Regions from separate parts of the Homo sapiens genome. Here region 2 is linked to region 1. Evidence: chromatin contacts called from ENCODE Hi-C or POLR2A ChIA-PET data. All regions are on one chromosome and are shown on one strand. The core of a region is the stretch at or near the end of the contact, and the rest is flanking DNA. Distances in the headings are between cores, read along the strand shown.

Region 1 (5,626 bases), core at 2,698-5,197:
GAAGAAAGGAATATCATAATAATAATTGAAAATGCTTGGGGACAACTACACTGGAAGACATAATCAGACACACCTGTTTGTATAATCACTTTGAATTGGGATGTTACAAATTATTGCAGTTATATTTTCAGAGGATTCAAATGTCATATGTGCCATGGATATTGATATTATAATTTTCAAAAATGATTAACAATTCTCAGTAAGGTTCAAATGAAACAAAGTATAGTCTTCAGTTAGTTTACATTGGATTTGCATTTATGGGAAATTAGGTGTCTATTAAAACCATGAAAAGAAATATTTAATTTTTTATGTAAGATTGAATTTGGTCCTAGGCTTAAATCATTACATACAGATTTTTTAAAAATCTACATGAATAGTTGGTGGGACAGTAAAATCTAACATGATATGGAACTTCCCCTTACCTCCCTGACTACTACCCACTGAATGTCAGTTAACAGTCCCATAATAATTTATACTTTGAGACACCCTTCCCAAGAAAAATGGCCCTCATAAACTTCCAAAATATCCCCTAGAAGGCAGTACCATTCCTCTGAGAGCCACTGCTTTAGAAGAGCCAGCTGTTAGTTGTTTTTTGGCTTTGGGTTTTTTAAAATCTGAGGTGCACCAAGTTTCAAAGAAAGGTCCCCAATAAGAAAACCAACAAGCTGACTAAATGCATGTGTGCTATGGTCCCTGCTCACTACTCCTCTGCCCCACATTCCACCTTTCAGGAAGTTTGAGTACTGAAATAATACTAAATAATTTGCAGACACTTTGGGGGATTGGATGCTCAAACACTTTTTTCCCCTCTTTTATCTTATTTGGAATGAGAGTTTTATTTAGTGCATTCAGACGAACGAATATTAAAAACTTCCTTAGGTCCTCAAAGAAGGGCCTTGACATCTTTCCTTAGTGAGCTGGTCCAATGTTCTAAATCCTCTGAGCAGGATCCCTGTGGTGTGTGACCCAGATAGCGTCCCAGAGACTTTCACTTTATTTCCTTGTGAAGACACGTGAAAGCTGCTTTATCAAGGAGTCACTAAGTCTGGTCACAACACAGTTTCAAGGAACCAACACTGGGACACTTACCATTTTGATGATTTTATCAGCTTTGATGGTGAGCCTAATTACAAAAGTCCTATCAAATGAATATCCACTGGTTCTTGATAGACCACAACCAAATTGTATTTCCCCCTTGTGTTCCTAGCTATTTATGAATATTGTTGCAAATGCTGTAATTGCCATCACCTTCTTCTGACTTTCTCAATATAATACCTAATTAGTCAGTGTCAGTGTTGCCAGATGATATGAAATGCTGTGGCTTCTGGCCCTCATTTTCTAATGGATTTGGAATTGTATGTATTTATGTCATTGCTCTTCCTTTATAGCAACTACATGCCCTATCCCTGAATCTGTAAATATTCTGAGGCAGGTATATCTTGTAGTCCCCCAATAGCAAGAGTACCCTGCTTATAGTTTTTGGACATTTGTATTTAATGTTGCTCCTTTTATTTCTGTATGCATTCTCACTAGATAGGGCTTTAGCTTTAAAAACTGTGCGAATTTCATTCCACCAGAGGGCACCATGGTAAACTTCACTTTCAAAAGGATCCTTAACAACTCAGTTAAGAAATCCCTAAAAGGATCCTTAACAACTCAGTTAAGAAATCCCTAAAACCGAAATATTGAAACAAATGAATGTAATTAAAGCAGCAATACCTTTGACCAAGATATTTATTCCATCGTGACTTTTAAATCTCTATAGAATGATTCATTTTGCTAAGGGTATGTTAATCACTCTCAAGCACAACTTTGACAAATCAAAAATAGATAGCAGGCTTTATTATGGCCAATGTGTGAGCTCCACAGACTGTCAAAAAAAGAAAACAACAATAACAAAAAAAAACCCAGCACAGTTCTGTTAGGAGACATACCTCTCCTTTTCTGGCTCCAAAAGAGAATGAATGCTTTTTGAATCCTAGGAGGTAAACCAATATCGTAATTTCCTACATGCTACAAAATAGCCATCTTTAGTAAAGCTCCAATTTCAGGGTGGATTTTAATTGTTTACTACTAATAAACCTTGGGAGTTAATTTATACCATCCCTCAAGTCCCAACACAAACAGATTCCCTTTTCCAGAACTCATGGTGGCAAGATTCCATAGAACTCCCCAGATGATGGCAGCTACTATCAGAGCTCTCAACTCTGACAGGAATTAACAAATAACAGGTTACAAACAGGAAACACAGTGTCTCATATCCATGGCTCCACTGATGCATGGTACTATGTAACATGTAGGGTATGTTAATTCCCTGATATTTATTCACTTATTCATTCGACACATAGTTATTGAGTATCTCCTGTGTACCACGTTGTAAGCTCTGGGGATACAGTGATGAGGGCAATTGACCTGATCCTTGTCTTAATGGAGTTTGATTACTAGTAGGGGGAAGTCATATAAAAAGACGATGATAAACAAGGAATCAAATAAAAACATAAGTAATTTCAGTTTGAGAGGTCACAGAAAGTTAATAAAAAGGTTCTATGAGAATGAAGGGAACTCTCACACAGCTTGTGAGAGTAGGACTGTCTGTGTAGATAGCATGAGATAGGAGAAAGAGCTAGCCATGTGATAACATGGAGACAGGGACCAGCAAAATATTTAAGTCTCTTCAGCTGGAAAGACTGTGCTGTGTTCTGATAACAAAAAGGAGGCCTCCATAGCTAGAACAGTGAGTCCTAGGCAGAGTGAGGCAAATTAAACTGGGGCCAGATCCTGGGAAGGATTTTGAATTATTCTCAGGCATGTTTTAAGCAGGATGGCATAGTCCAGAGAATGGATTTCAAGGGAAGGAGGCAAGAGCTGGGGAAGACAGGGTGCCAGAAAGTATTGAAACCAAATAGCAAGTTATTGCAGTGGCTCAGAAGGAGAAAACAATGGTGATTATGGAGATGAACAGAGTAGCCTTATTCAAGGTGTGTTTTAGAAGTAGAATCTACAGGACTTGCTGATAAATTAAACATGGAAAGAAAATTAAGACAAAGATGACTTACAGGTTCTTAGCTTGAGCAACTGGGTGAATGGTTATGTTGTCGACTAAGCCTGAGGAAGGAACAGCTTTCAAGGATAGATGGAAGGAATAATTAGGTATCCAACTTCTACGTGTTAAATGAAAGGCGACTGTGATACACCCCAGGGAAATATATTCAGGACTGCCCTCTGAGCCCTCTAGACATAGGTTTCATTTGTACCACAACCATCTCCCCTTCCAAATACCCACAGAGATGTTTCCTATATCTATGTTTTCAAGGTGTGTGGTCGTGAAGAACAGGGAGCCCTTCACTCCTGTCTGCATTGCCCGCTAAACTACAGGCTGACGTGCCTTCTGATTTTCTTTTCTGCTGTCAGAGCATTTGCTTCCCTCTGTCCTACAGGACAACTCTAAATCATTATCTCCACAACACCTGCTCCATATCAAAAGTGTTAGATTTTTAGCCAGAAGACATGCACTATTTTTCTTACTAGCTGGGTGACCTGGGGCATGCCATTTAACTTCTGGGAGCCCTGCAGGTCTTTGTAAAGACAATATCAATGATTACATGTAAAAGCACTTTGTAAACTGTAAGCAGTTACGTAAATAGGCTTGTTATTCTCATTTTTGTCTCAGTCTCCACCACTGTAACAAATAATCTTCCTTTTTTTTTTTTTTTTTTTTTTGCTCTGTTCTCCTCGCTTTTCTTCTTGCGTGCTTCTTCTGTCTCTTGTCCTTTCTGCCACATAAATTTGCTTTCCTGAAAAAGGCTGGTTATTTGGAGACATCATCACCAGCCAATCAGAGCTCTCTATTCCTTCTGGCTGGAAAGCCAATCAGATGTAAGCTCCAGGTCTCTTTTCAGTGTTGCTAGGGCTTCAGGTCTACTTCTAAAAGCTGACTTGCTTGCTTTCCGCTAGTTCATTCTCTGTCTCTCTCTGCTCCCCACTTCTCCCACCCCCACTCTATTCCTCTCACTCCTCCCCTCTTCTGGGTTTGGAGCAGTTCCAAATACTTAAGGCTTCCGGAAGTTTGGGTTATGGATAAGCAAGGTTTGACTGTATATTTTTTCCCTTGAGAAATAGAGGACAGCTATTCCATGTTCAATATTGAAGCAAATGTTTTAGCAGCTTAATGTCCCTTGGCTACATAAAATTTAGTTCTGTTTATGTGTTTTGGGTGTACAGATCACTTTTTATTCAGATGGACTAGAGCATAAACTGGCATTGAGTTTTCTGGCAATGAAACGTCATAGCACTGGAACCTCACTGGGCTTTACAAAAATGCATTCAAAATATTTTAAAGTACTTCCACTTTATAACTGATGACAGAAGATGATAAATACATTGTGGTTATTTTGCTCCTGTTTTTTGAACTTTCAGTGCTGGGATTATTGGAGACAACTACCCTGAGATAGCAGTGATTTGGGAACTAATACCTAATGGCTAAGTGGGTGTCCTCAGCCCTCACATCCTGCTTATCTATGGAAACTAAGTAACATGGGAATGATAGCTAGAAATCCACCCTTTTCAGAGGACCCAAGAGTCCATCTTTAAATGCTGTATGGCTGGGTATGCTGTGAGGATTCTCTTAACACAGAACAGCTCTGCCTTCCAAAACCCTAAAGACGTTTGATAAGGAAAAATAGCTAACAAGTTATGCCTTTCTCATAACCTTTGAAACCTACTTAAAAACTGAAACAGTACAAGAATTTGCAGTTTAAAATGACCAGAGAAGTGGCAGAAAGCCAGAATTCTGTCAGAGACGGCTTAGAAAAGCTTAATGATTAACAAATGGGTCACTGCCTTCAGGCTCTGACCTTTAGAACTAACCAATTTTAGCCTTTTGGTTATGTTCCTTCAACTCGTTTTATATCAAGGAAAAAAAAATACTCTCTAATGGCACAGTACCACCCATCCAAAAAAAGGATTCTTAGCAGTCCAGTATTTGGTCAGTAGCTTTTCTGATAACATGGAGTTGGTCCTAAGCACAGTATTAACAACTGTTAAATTATATTTTTTGTTAGAGTTTAAGGAAGGCCCTAAGCACGACTGCATATCCTGCAGGTGAAATGTACGAAATTTCGGTTAACATGGTAACGGCTCTAAAAATACCTAGGCTACAGTTTAACCACAGAGTTTCCTCCTTAACGTAAAAAAGCCACCATCACGAGCTGTTAGAAAGTGCAACAAAAGCAATCTCTGTCGGACTTTGTGCAAGCAGGCTATTAAATCAGGCCTGGCAGTGACAATCTGCAGCCACTCTGCATCAAAGTAATAATTAAAGTTTTGCAAGCCCAAACAGCAATGCACAAACCACCTAAGAAATATGTTACATTGATAAGTCCTTTTTTTCTGCCTGTAACTTCTCTTCTCCCCTACCCCCAACCACCAGGTGGACTAAGCAGGGCGTGGCAGGGGCACCGTGACAAAGAGTCACCACACCATAACCACAGGGCCCCACCCGAAGGAAAACCTAGGGCAGGCTGCCACGGTTTTCCCAGCAACCTCTGCACCAGGATCCCATAGAGTATGCACAGGAGGCTAAATCACTCACCTGGGGTTTCCCATCTGGGCTCTTTGCTTGGCAGAG
Region 2 (5,835 bases), core at 2,851-5,350, 240 kb after region 1:
ACCTCATTGGATGGTTATGAGGTTTCAGTAATTGCTTACTATATCTAAAGCACTAGAATAGAGCCTAATGTGTATAAGCATTCTGTAAATGTTTTTCTAAGAACAATAATGAGGCAAGTGCATTGATGCACCTAGTACTGGGGATGGCTCAGAAGATGGAGTAATTGATTCTGGATGGAGGGGTCAGTTAAGGCCCAGAGAAAGTGACATTTCTTCTGGATCAGATAGGAGAACAGTTGAAGGGGTCTCAACAGTTGAAGGGATTAGCAAATAACACTAGCAAGGTTCTTACAAATTATATTTTTTTATTTGAGATTAATTCATAGTAAAAATCTTAGCAAATGTTATCAATATTGAATGAGGCTTAGCAGAACATTTCATTAAAAGTCTGTAGCAAAAAGCTCAAAATTATAAGATATCAGGACAGTAATGTGCTGGTAAATTAACAATGGACTGGGAGGTGTGGGAGGCCTGATGTGTAGAATTTGCCCATTTCTAGGATGTGAATACTCCAACCATAGCTGATTTTAAGCTTCATTAGTCCCCCCTTATCCAAAGGGGATACAATCCAAGACCTCTAGTGGATGTCTGAATCTGCAGATAGTACCAAACCCTATGTATACGGTCATATGTTGCTTCTGGACAGGGATAAGTTCCGAGAAATAAATTTTTGGTGATTTTGTCATTGTGCAAACATCATAGAGTGTACTTACACAAACCTAGATGGCAGAGCCTACTACACACCTGGGCTCTATGGTACAGAATATTGTTCCTAGGCTACAAATCTGTATAGTATTTTACTGTACTGAATACTGCAGGCAACTGTAACACAATGGTAAGTGTTTGTGTATCTAAACATAGAAAAGATACAGTGTTTGTGTATCTAAACATAGAAAAGATACAGTAAAAATACAGTATTATAACCTTATGGGACCACTGTCCTATATGTGTTCCATTGTTGACTGAAACTTCGTTATGTGGCCCATGATTCTACTGTGTCTTTTTGATTTGATAACCGCAAAGGCCACTAAGTGACTAATGGACAAGGAGCATCTACAATGCAGATACACTGGACAAAGGGATGACTCACATCAAAGTCTGGGTGGAGAAGGCTGGCACAGATTTCATCATGCTACGTGGAACAGCAGGCAATTTTAAACTTATGAATTGTTTATTTCTAGAATTTTTCATTTTGTATTTTTGAACCCCAGGTAACTGAAACCAAGGAAAGTGAAATCATGGAGATGAGGGAACTGCTGTACCAGAAATATCAATGGACTCATAAAATTCCTAAAAATTTAACTATTGGCTCTCAGAAGCCAGTACACCAGGGATGCCAGGAGCACTCTGGGGAATAGAGAACTTGGATTTTCTTATTATGGTGCCCAGGACAGTGGAGAAGACTGATCCAATGCCCTGATCAGTGCACACTTGGAGGCCAGAGTCTCTGGAGGTGGATGAGACTTCCTATTGACTGAACTGCATGACTACTGAATCAGGCATGGGTTTTATTTGCAAGAAACAGAAACCTCTGGCTATTTTAATCAAGAGGTATAGATAGCTCACAGATTTTAGGTGATTCATAGATCAACGTTAGGCTTCCAGTAGCAGTGTCCAAGACCAGGATAAGAAAATCCTCACCACTGCCAAGCAGTCAATGGCAAGGTCTGCCTTAAATCTCTATAGCAGGGCCTGCCACCCCTCCTTCCATCAGCTCTATGCCACTTCTGCTGCTGCTTCCACAGAACACCAGACTCCATTATAGTAAAAATAAAAGACAGACATCAGGCCTGTTTGTTCCCACGCTCCCTCTCTTCCAAAGGGATGGCTCCCTGGGAGCTTGTGATTGGTTGGACATAGGTCCGGTGCTTGCCTTCCTGCTGCACAAAAGTCTAGGTTTGAACTCTGTGCAGCTACTTGGGGAGTAAGATTCATAACTCATTCATTTCTCTAAAACAGAAAGACAAATCAAAAGTCGGAGGGCTAGTATCCTTCACAAAGTCCACTGAGATTAGCTTTAGGCCCTCCTCTGCCTTGCAGAAAGGCTCCCACTGGAACTCAATATTGCTATTCCTTAACTTCTTTCTACAAATAAAAATGTCACCTGCTAGGGAGGAATATAGGACACATTATGCCTAAGTTCTTGCCCCACTGTTTCTACACTATCACAAAAAGAAGTATTGTAAACTCTAACATTGTGTAGGAAAAACAGCCACACTTGGGATCAGACAGAGCCCATTGCCTAGGCCCTCTGTGCCTCAGTTTTGTCAACTGTAGAATGGGGACAATAATAATACTCTACCTCATTTGTTGTGGTGAGGATTCAATGAAATCTGCTAGGTAAAGAAACCTGTATCACAGTGGTGCTCAGAGCCTGTTAAAACTTTTTATGAGGGGCAATATGGCATAGTGGCAAGAGGATGACTTTTGGAGTCAGACAGACAAAGTGATGGATATGACTTGAGCTTCTGTTTTCCCATCTCTAAAATAAAGATAATAATAACAATGCCTGACTTACAGGGTTGTTTTAAAGATGAAAAGAATGTAATCTGTCTACCACAGGATCTGGCTTATAATAATAATTGCTCAATAAATAAGTCATTATCAATGTTATTACAATTATTTATGTCATGATACAGCATGGCCTAGGTGAGAATATTAGCTGTTCCCAACTTGATTGACTTCTCCGAAGGCATCTTGATTAAGAAATTAAAAAACTGCAAAGAGTTCTATATTTTTTGTCATGATTTATGTCATATATTCTGGTGTACAAAGCACATTCATTGTCTCATTTGCACCCTATGCTGTTCTTGTGAGGTGATATGGTTTGGCTGTGTCCCCACCCAAATGTCATCTTGAATTGTAGCTCCCACAATTCCCATGTGTTGTGGGAGGGACCTGGTAGGAAGTAATTGAATCATGGCAGCAAATCTTCCCTGTGCTATTCTCCTGACAGTGAATAAGTCTCACGAGATCTGATGGTTTTATAAAGGGGAGTTTCCCTGCACAAGCTCTCTTCTCTTGTCTGTTGCCATGTGAGACGTGCCTTTCACCTTTTGCCATGATTGTGAGGTCTCCCCAGCCACGTGGAACCGTGAGACCATTAAACCTCTTTCATTTGTAAATTGCCCAGTCTCGGGTATGTCTTTATCAGCAGCATGAAAATGGACTAATACATGAGGCAAGCAGAGCAACTCTTTAAGACCACTATTATTTCACTCCTCTGCCTTGCAGCATAAAGAAAGAGTCTGCTGCAGAAAGGTTAAGTGATTGTCTCCATCACACAGCATATTAGTGATAGAGCTGAGGCCAAAGGGAAAGACTTCTGGGTTTGTGTGGAGTGTTCTCCCCACCACTTCATGCTGTGTTTTAGTTTTTCTTGCATCTATTTATTAACTTTTGTATGTCAGTCTCTATGCTAAATAAGTTCTGCTGATTCAAAGATCATTAAAAGACAGTGTTTGCCCTCTAACCAAAATAATTTAAGAAAACATTCCACCACCACCCCCAGAGAATTTAATAGAAAATACTTTTACCAATTACGTTTCTCCCAATATTTCCAGAATTGTATTCACAAATAGAATGTCATATTTAAAATAGAACAACTCCTTTCACTTGAACCATCACATATAAAATTAACGTAATAACATGAAAAGCCAATGTTAAAATTAATACAGTGAAATTTTTAAAGCATTACTTTTTAACTTGTTGGAAGTTATTTCATTTTTCAAATTAACTTCACTACTAATAAACCAGCCAGTTTGCCAAGAGAAAGCTAAATTAGGTGCCAAGATATATCATTTACAACAAGCAAATTCGAAAACTTCTTAACTTTCTTTCTTTGGGTCTGGATCTGGGTCTCCTAACACAGTTTTCCTTCTGGCTTTGTTTTGACCCCAGCCACTGTGAGAAGAATATATAAAACACTATGGGTTCCAGAATGTTCTGTCCTTGGAAGATCTCCATTTGGAGGTTTTGGCCAAATGTCCTATTAATTCCCCTATGACTAAGGCACTTTGGGGTCAGCAGAACTTGGGGTCTACAGGGATTACAGAAAAGGACTGGGTACAGAGTTCACACCAAGGCTACGTGTTTCAAAAACTTGGGGCAAAGCCAGACCCTGCTTCACGGATTTGGAAGAGAGTTTGCTTAAAGAAGCTTTTCCCTAGTAAAATCTTCTTAAGTTAATATTCTTGTTCTTTTATTTCCAATAATAGTAGCAGCCACCACTCAATGAGAGTTGTGTATGCGCCAAGCACTTTGCTTACACTATTTCTAATTTTTATAAATAATAAAGTTGTGAGGTATTCTAATTCCTCTTTTACAGTGACACAATTGAGACAAAGAAGATTTAAGTAATTTTTCCAAGGTCACGTAATAAGAGGCGGAGATGACATTTGAAACCAAGGCTGGTTTTATTCCTCCTTCCTCTGTGCTGCTGCTGCCTCATCCAACATCTCCTACCATAGCCACAGGGTGATCCATCAAGTATGTCCACACAGGGAATTTGAATTGTTGGTCTAAACATATTTACTGATAGCCACTTATACATCCAGCACTATATTAGGCACTGAGGAATCTCAAAGATGAATTCTAGGCTTTAGCTTATTTCTTGACTTGGAAAAAAATTTCCTTTTTGGACATTGTCTTCTCATTTGCCAATTGTCTATTTCTCTGACCACTGGACACCAGACAAAAATTAGCTTCTTCCAGCCAGGTGTAGTGCCTCATGCCTGTAATCCCAGCACTTTGGGAGGCCGAGGCGGGTGGATCACAAGGTCAAGAGATCGAGGCCCTCCTAGCCAACATGATGAAACCCCATCTCTACTAAAAATACAAAAATTAGCCAGGCACGGTGGCACGTGCCTGTAGTCCCAGCTACTCGGGAGGCTGAGGCAGGAGAATCACTTGAACCTGGGAGGCGGAGGTTGCAGTGAGCCGAGATCATGCCACTTTATTCCAGTCTGGCAACAGAGCAAGACTCCGTCTCAAAACAAAACAAAAATTCTCCTACTTTAATTCATATTGCATGCAAAGATTGTTGTTGAACTTCCTTTGGAGAATACCCTGAGACCCTTGGCCAGAATTGGCTCTAGATTCATAGCACCATAAGTAGGACAGCTGAATGATGTTGTTCAGTGATCCTCAAATCAGAGGGTGAGGAATAGAAAGGGACAATATAGGAGTGGGGTGGGGGATGAAGAGTATTTTGAAAAAGTACAATCAATATTATAATCTAGTGTTATATTTAGAAAATGAAATGCATTGCTGTCATAATGCAGACTTTGAAAATATAACTTGACTATAACTTCTTTGCTAGTAGAGTACTGGTATAAAAAAGCTGAGTTGAGAAATGCTGCTCTACGTATATGTGAGTTGACTGGGGAAACAAAGCTTACCCCTCAGTCTTGATTCCATGGCCAAGATCTCAAGTCCATGCAAAGACTTGTTCTGTTTGCAAAACTCCAAGTCATCATTTTAGTGACTGGAATTCAGATGTGTGTTTAGTTTTATTTGTTTTGTTCTTTATCTTCCTCACTTGAGAGAGAAATAAACCAAGGTTTTCTTCTCCTAAATGGGCTAGGAGGGAGAAAAACATGAATAGATTATGTTCTAATGGGTTACCAAAGATTCCTACACACCCGCCTGGATTCCACTCAAATCCAGAGGCAAAGAGCACAGAGCATGCCTACTTTATGAAGCAAGAATGTCTGGTAAATCTACCTCTGATTTCATAGGATTGAAAATGGGTTCTGGCCATCAACCACACTGAGTCAAGACATGTATGCTTTCTGTGTCCCCCCACCCCACCCCACCGGCCACTCTTCGCCCTCC

The links. Hi-C counts contacts between places; a loop is a spot of excess contacts on that map. ChIA-PET counts read pairs that join two places held with the same protein, here RNA polymerase II (POLR2A). Pooled maps may share reads with other maps.
Region 2: a loop to region 1 is called in a map of heart right ventricle, with 9 times the contacts of the local background. The contact joins two enhancer-like sites. A Hi-C loop is called at or near these places in 9 of 168 maps with a recorded cell type or tissue (PC-9, Right ventricle myocardium superior, heart left ventricle and 5 more), 16 of 37 single-sample maps with no recorded cell type and 17 of 50 pooled maps. POLR2A ChIA-PET finds 5 or more read pairs at or near these places in 4 of 52 experiments (GM12878, MCF 10A, activated CD4-positive, alpha-beta memory T cell and 1 more).

What each region holds. Positions count from the first base shown.
Region 1 is chr10:88,385,597-88,391,222 of GRCh38, reverse strand. All of the region lies in intron 4 of RNLS (renalase, FAD dependent amine oxidase), which reads left to right. Among named protein-coding and RNA genes, the nearest start is that of RNLS, 190 kb to the left of the region's middle. Within about 2 kb of position 3,947, at least 19 of the 41 ENCODE cell types and tissues checked have a DNase peak (open chromatin) inside an H3K27ac peak, as active enhancers do.
Region 2 is chr10:88,145,801-88,151,635 of GRCh38, reverse strand. The region is part of intron 1 of LOC101929727 (a long non-coding RNA gene); the gene reads right to left. Among named protein-coding and RNA genes, the nearest start is that of PTEN, 290 kb to the right of the region's middle. Within about 2 kb of position 4,100, at least 7 of the 41 ENCODE cell types and tissues checked have a DNase peak (open chromatin) inside an H3K27ac peak, as active enhancers do.